2 separate regions of the Homo sapiens genome follow, and region 1 is linked to region 2. Evidence: chromatin contacts called from ENCODE Hi-C data. All regions are on one chromosome and are shown on one strand. Each heading gives the region's core, a stretch centred on a gene start or an enhancer-like site at or near the end of the contact. The rest is flanking DNA. Distances are from core to core; before and after follow the strand shown. Region 1 overlaps SEL1L (SEL1L adaptor subunit of SYVN1 ubiquitin ligase). Region 2 overlaps CEP128 (centrosomal protein 128).

Evidence for each region. Hi-C counts contacts between places; a loop is a spot of excess contacts on that map. Pooled maps may share reads with other maps.
Region 1: a pooled map shows a loop between it and region 2 (15-fold over the local background). The contact joins two enhancer-like sites. A Hi-C loop is called at or near these places in 3 of 37 single-sample maps with no recorded cell type and 7 of 50 pooled maps.

What each region holds. Positions count from the first base shown.
Region 1 is chr14:81,468,731-81,471,682 of GRCh38, forward strand. It overlaps SEL1L (SEL1L adaptor subunit of SYVN1 ubiquitin ligase), which reads right to left. Exons shown (of 21, transcript NM_005065.6): 21 at 2,817-2,952. Among named protein-coding and RNA genes, the nearest start is that of LINC02308, 20 kb to the left of the region's middle. RefSeq lists an enhancer at 1,796-1,855. Within about 2 kb of position 1,526, at least 3 of the 41 ENCODE cell types and tissues checked have a DNase peak (open chromatin) inside an H3K27ac peak, as active enhancers do.
Region 2 is chr14:80,583,996-80,586,695 of GRCh38, forward strand. The region is part of intron 19 of CEP128 (centrosomal protein 128); the gene reads right to left. Among named protein-coding and RNA genes, the nearest start is that of CEP128, 360 kb to the right of the region's middle. Within about 2 kb of position 1,381, at least 3 of the 41 ENCODE cell types and tissues checked have a DNase peak (open chromatin) inside an H3K27ac peak, as active enhancers do.

The DNA of each region.
Region 1 (2,952 bases), core at 276-2,775, 880 kb after region 2:
TACAGGTGTGAGTCGCCATGCCCTGCCCAGTTCTTTATTTGAATTCGAGTTTTATGACTAACACTAGCTGAGTGACCTTGAGCAAGTTGCTTAGCTTGTCCAAGCCTGTTGCCTCATCTGTTAAATGAGAATGACATGACTAGTACTGACATCCTGGAGTACTGAAGATTAAATTCAATAATGGATGTAAAACACTTAGCATCTGTCACATATTGTGTTCAGTCAATGGTGAAGATGACCCGCAGAGGAAAACAGCCTCTTTCATTTCAGTCTTTCATTCATACTCATCTTTAAATTCATTTTACACTTCAGGGTCTGGAAGATAGTAGGTGATTAATAAAGGCTGTTGAATGAATGCCCACATGAAACCTTATGTTATAAACTTTATTTTAAATTTTGAGACAGGGTCTCACTCTGTCACCCAGTTTGGAATGCAGTAGTATGATCTTGGCTCACTGCAATTTCCACCTCCCAGGCCCAAGTGATCTTCCCACCCCAGCCTCCCAACCTTCCAGGTAGCTGAGACCACAGGCGTACGCCACCATGCCCAGCTAATTTTTTTTTTTTTTTTTTTTTTTTTTTTTGTAGAGACGGGGTTTCACCATGTTGCCTAGGCTGGTCTCAAACTCCTGACCTCAAGCGATCTGCCTGCCTCGGCCTCCCAATGTGTTGGGATTACAGGCATGAGCCACTGCGCCCGACCCCTTATGTATAAACTTTAATATTGACCTCTTTAACATAAACTTTACTTATAAATTGTTTGGAGTCAACCATTTTAGGACAGTGGAATGTTGTCATTTCCACCAGGAAGCCTTGTAAAGGGTCTGGTGTCAGTGGAATAAAAAGTCAATTTGGTTTCTTTTGGCACTTAAGACCTCCCACAGCTGGACAGGACCTTAAGGACCATCCCCAGTACCCAGTCTCTTGATGCCTATGAGAACCCTGTACAGCGAATGACTTGTCTGGGGTCACCCAACCACTGTGAAGACTCGACTGCAGTCCAGAACTTTCTCGCTATGGCGTCCTTCCCGTTTTCCTTCGCATAGGGCCATTCAGTGGGGCTAGGACTGACTATCACTAATCTGTTTGGGAGGGGATTGGGCAACTCAGAAGAACTCATGCGAGGATCAAACGGTTGGTTGTGTCTGGATCTTTTTTTTTTTTTTTTGAGACGGAGTCTTGCTGTGTTACCCAGGCTGGAGTGCAGTGGCACGATCTCAGCTCACTGCAACCTCCACCTCCTGGGTTCAAGCCATTCTCCTGCCTCAGCCTCCGAAGTAGCTCAGATTACAGGCGCGCACCACCATGCCCAGCTAATTTTTGTATTTTTAGTAGAGAAGGGGTTTCACCATGTTGGCGAGGCTAGTCTCGAACTCCTGACCTCGTGATCCGCCCGCCTCGGCCTCCCAAACTGCTGGGATTACAGGCGTGAGCCACTGCACCCAGCCATGGACCTTTCCCTTATGCATCTGTCTGATTTGTCATAATGGCCTGCCCTGAAATGGTGACTCACAATTACAAAGCCCCTTTAAGTAGTGGCAATAGGTCAGATGACATGGAGTTTCATTTCTCTGTAAATTGGGGTTTCATCTCTGTTCATGGGTTTCTCCTCTATTTAACTGCTCGAAGGCACAAATGTGCTCTCTTAACTTAATGTACTGTGTTGAGACTCAATAGATTCTTTGGTTTAGCTAATGTGAGAACACAAAACATCAGTCTAGTTATGAGGCTTTAATTACTTTTAAGTCTCAAATGAGTGATGAAATACAGATACCAATTACACAAACTTAAGGCTTCAATTACTTTTTCCTCCTTTTGAAATAAAGGCAGTTCTTTACAGGCCCAGTGTGGGTGCTTTCACCTACAGCACATACTTCAGCTACGGTCCAAAGAAGGCTAAAGGGAAAATACCGTGCTCTTCTCAGCTCTCGCGGTCCTGGAAGTAAATTTCCATGCACTGAAAGAAGTAAGATGGGCTGGGTACAGTGGCTCACACCTGTAATCCCAGCACTTTGGGAGGTTGAGGTGGGAGGATCGCTTGAGACCAGGAGTTTGAGACCAGCCTGGGAAACATAGGGAGACCCTGTTTCTACAAAAAATAAAAAAATAGCTGTCCGTGGTGGCACACACTAGTACTCCCAGCTATGCAGGAGGCTGGGGTGGGAGAATTTCTTGAGCCCAGGAGTTTTGAGGCTGCAGTGGGCTCTAACTAAGCCACTGCACTCAGCCTGGACAACAGAGTGAGACCCTGTCTCAAAAAAAAAAAAAAAAAATTTAAGATGTTAACCACAGAACATTGTCCAAATGATAGGTCAAAGAAAATACATGTACAGGTTAGAACAATTCAAGTAAATTCTTCATTAGTACTTAAGGGAAACAAAATCAGCTGGAAGGCTCCCCAACCCCTCACTACCATGCACTCACACACGCACGCACAGCCAGCGTTAGTCTCTACTCATTTCAGATTGCATTTAGAACAAAAAAAGTTCAATTAATCAAATTTTCCTAAGAAAAGCATCTACGAGCATGGCCACAGATGAAGGGTGAGGAAATGCAGGTGTGCAAACTCTGAAACCCACAGCTGGGCTTTCACATCCTGAAATAAATCTGTTTCCAAGAACAGAGATTTCTGTTGCCCACGTTTGAATCTTGAATCGTGTAAAACTCAATGACATATTCATTTTCGAAGTTAGAATCCTTACTTGGGATACCTGAATCTCTTATCTCCCAAGACTTATGAGACATTCTTTCCAAGTCCGAGAGGTGAATTAACGAGGTTATACTGGGCGGTAGAGAGGAGGCAGTGGGAAACCGGATTGAGCAGCAACAAATTATTTATATGAACATTCCAAATTCAGTTAACTAACCACATTCCACTCAACTTACATGAGAAAAAATTGTGTGGTTTTTAGAAATGGGATTTAATATACAATTCAGCATTAACATTGTTAT
Region 2 (2,700 bases), core at 131-2,630:
ATCCTGCTCTGTCTAATCATGCTCTCATTTGTACCTCTCAATACTTAATTGCACCCTTCTTCATACTGATTTAAAAATAAAATACACACTTGTCTGTATTCTTCTGACCTGCTTTAAAAGTTCCCTGAATCAGGGCGTCCGTGACATTTTTTTTTTTTTTTTTTTTTTGTTTGACAGCGTCTCATCCGATGCCCAGACTGGAGTGCAGTGGCGCCATCTCGGCTCACTGAAACCTCCACCTCCTGGGTTCAAGCGATTCTCCTGCCTCAGCCTCCTCAGTAGCTGGATTACAGGTGCCAGCCAGCACGCCTGGCTACTTTTTACATTTTCAGTAGAGACGGGGTTTTACCATGTTAGATGGGCTGGTCTTGAACTCCTGACCTCAAGTGATCCGCCCGCCTCGGCCTCCCAAAGTGCTGAGATTACAGGTGTGAGCCACTGCCTCTGGCCCATCCATATTTTACATCCATGTTCTCCTTAACTACTGCCTTTCTATCTTTGATATTTAACTTATATCCCCAAAATTGCTCACTCCACCCACACCATTGCTGTATGCCACTGCTCACTCGTTAGGTGCATTGTTCAAGCACATGCATTTGGAATGATGAACACGGTTATTAACCTGTGCTGATGAAATATGGCTACTGGGCATCGCTGAGAAGCACCACTCTATGCAAACAGACAAAACACAAGAGAATATAGGTGAGACCCCTAGATAGTTAAAGTGACTTAATACTGTGATAACAGCGTGATTAGTATCTTTCATTATAATGAACAATCTTGTTGTTTGTTCTTATCAGCATGGAAAGAGCTGAAGGGCTGCTCTGCTCTTCTTATCAGCATTGAAAGAGCTGAAGGTCTGCTCTACTCTTCTTATCAGCATGGAAAGAGCTAAAGGGCTGCTCTGCTCCCTTGCTCACCACTGACATGTTCGTGTTTTCTTTTATTACTCTCTGGTTTGCTGTTCCATACAAATAGCAACTCAACTACCATGTAAATTGCTGTGGTGAAATTTGCTTCCATCAACATTAGTTAATGAAAGATCTTTGGTAAAAAGGGCAGCAGCCCTGTGTATTTTCCTTGGATTGGTTCCAATTTTTTAAATGAGCTGATACTCACTCATTATGACATAAAGTCATTAGAGGGAGAAAAAGCCATATAAAAAAGCAGAACATCATGGATGAGAATTGGATGATCCAGCTGTCCTGTTTTGTTTTGTTTCTGCTTTACATTTCTCTGGAACACTTAGGGTTAATATATCACGACCAAGTTTTTGGCTAAGATAGTTTTATATCTCTTCCTCTGCAGTCTTTGCAACCAGTGATCTGGCTGTTTAAGGAGGTTTGACACTTTTTAATGTTGATTTTGGTTTCTGGTAGCCAAGAAGCAGATAGATTGTTTGTTTATTTTTCAAAGGTGAGTCATGTCCAGGTGTGTATGAGCAATTACACCCATCTAGTAACTTGAACCTTCCTAGGGAGACTGAAGATCAAATTGAGAAATGACTATATTTTTCTTTAACCATTCCTATAAAATGCCTCATCCATATTACAACTAAGCCCAACTGATAATGGAGAGAAAGTTATAGAAACAGAGGCTTCTGACACAGCAACATTTATAACAACAGCACTGGACAGAGTAACATTGGCAGCAGAATATGTTGAGTTACTGATTGCAGTTTAGAGAAAAGCATTTAGCTCTGGCTCTTGTAACTTACTATAATTCAGTGCTCCTGTCCAGTGTTACTCTGTGTGTCTCGACATTTACCAAACACAATAGATAATGCAAATTCTCAAAATAATTCAATATTTTATTAAAAAGTAAATTTATGATATTTCTATTTGTGAACAGATTCATATATTTAAATATATTCATATATTTGATTCATAATTTCATATAACAAAATTCATCAGATAAAGCAGCACATTACAACCCTTATGAGCCTATAAATGATGGACTTAGCCTTCTATTATTCCATTCCAGATACTCAAGACATTAGCTACATGCCAGAGATAACGGGTCAGTTTCTCTTTTTCTTCCTTAGCTACCCAGTTATTGGAATCATTGACATTTTAGAGACAAGAGAACACAGAAATAATCTAATCCTAGGGTTGCTTTTTTTTTTCCTAAAGAAGTACAATTCTGTCTTATAAGGGAAATCATATATACTTTCTAATGTAAATTATAAATAGGTAATTTAAAAAGCTGAGAAGGAGCTGCTTTTAAGGAAACAGAAGTGGAGGGCCTGGGGGCCAGCCCACCAAGCTCCTTCCTATCCTTGGGCAGACCCCTGTGGTGGCATGGTGAAGCTGCAAAGCTCCAAATTATCCTCACTGAAAGCTACTGATCTAATCTAGTGTCCTGGGGTTACACAGTGGAGGACTGAGTTCCGAGATCAAATGCCTCTGTCAATGTCACATAGCTAGTTAATGGTGTATCAATCTGAGCCCAGGGCTTTTGAATTGGACCAGGGTCCAGTACTTTTTTTTTCTTTACACAAAAGTGACTGCCCTGCTTTGACTTTCAAGATTTGTATTGAAATGACACAGTATTCCAATGCCTATATATTTTCTAATGCCTCTCCAAACAGAAACAAAAGAAAACTTCATTAAAGCACTTGTGTAACATCGACAATCTGTGGGAAGACCCACAGTTACCAACTGTCCACGTTAAAATTCCTCAGTTTTGGGAGATGACGTC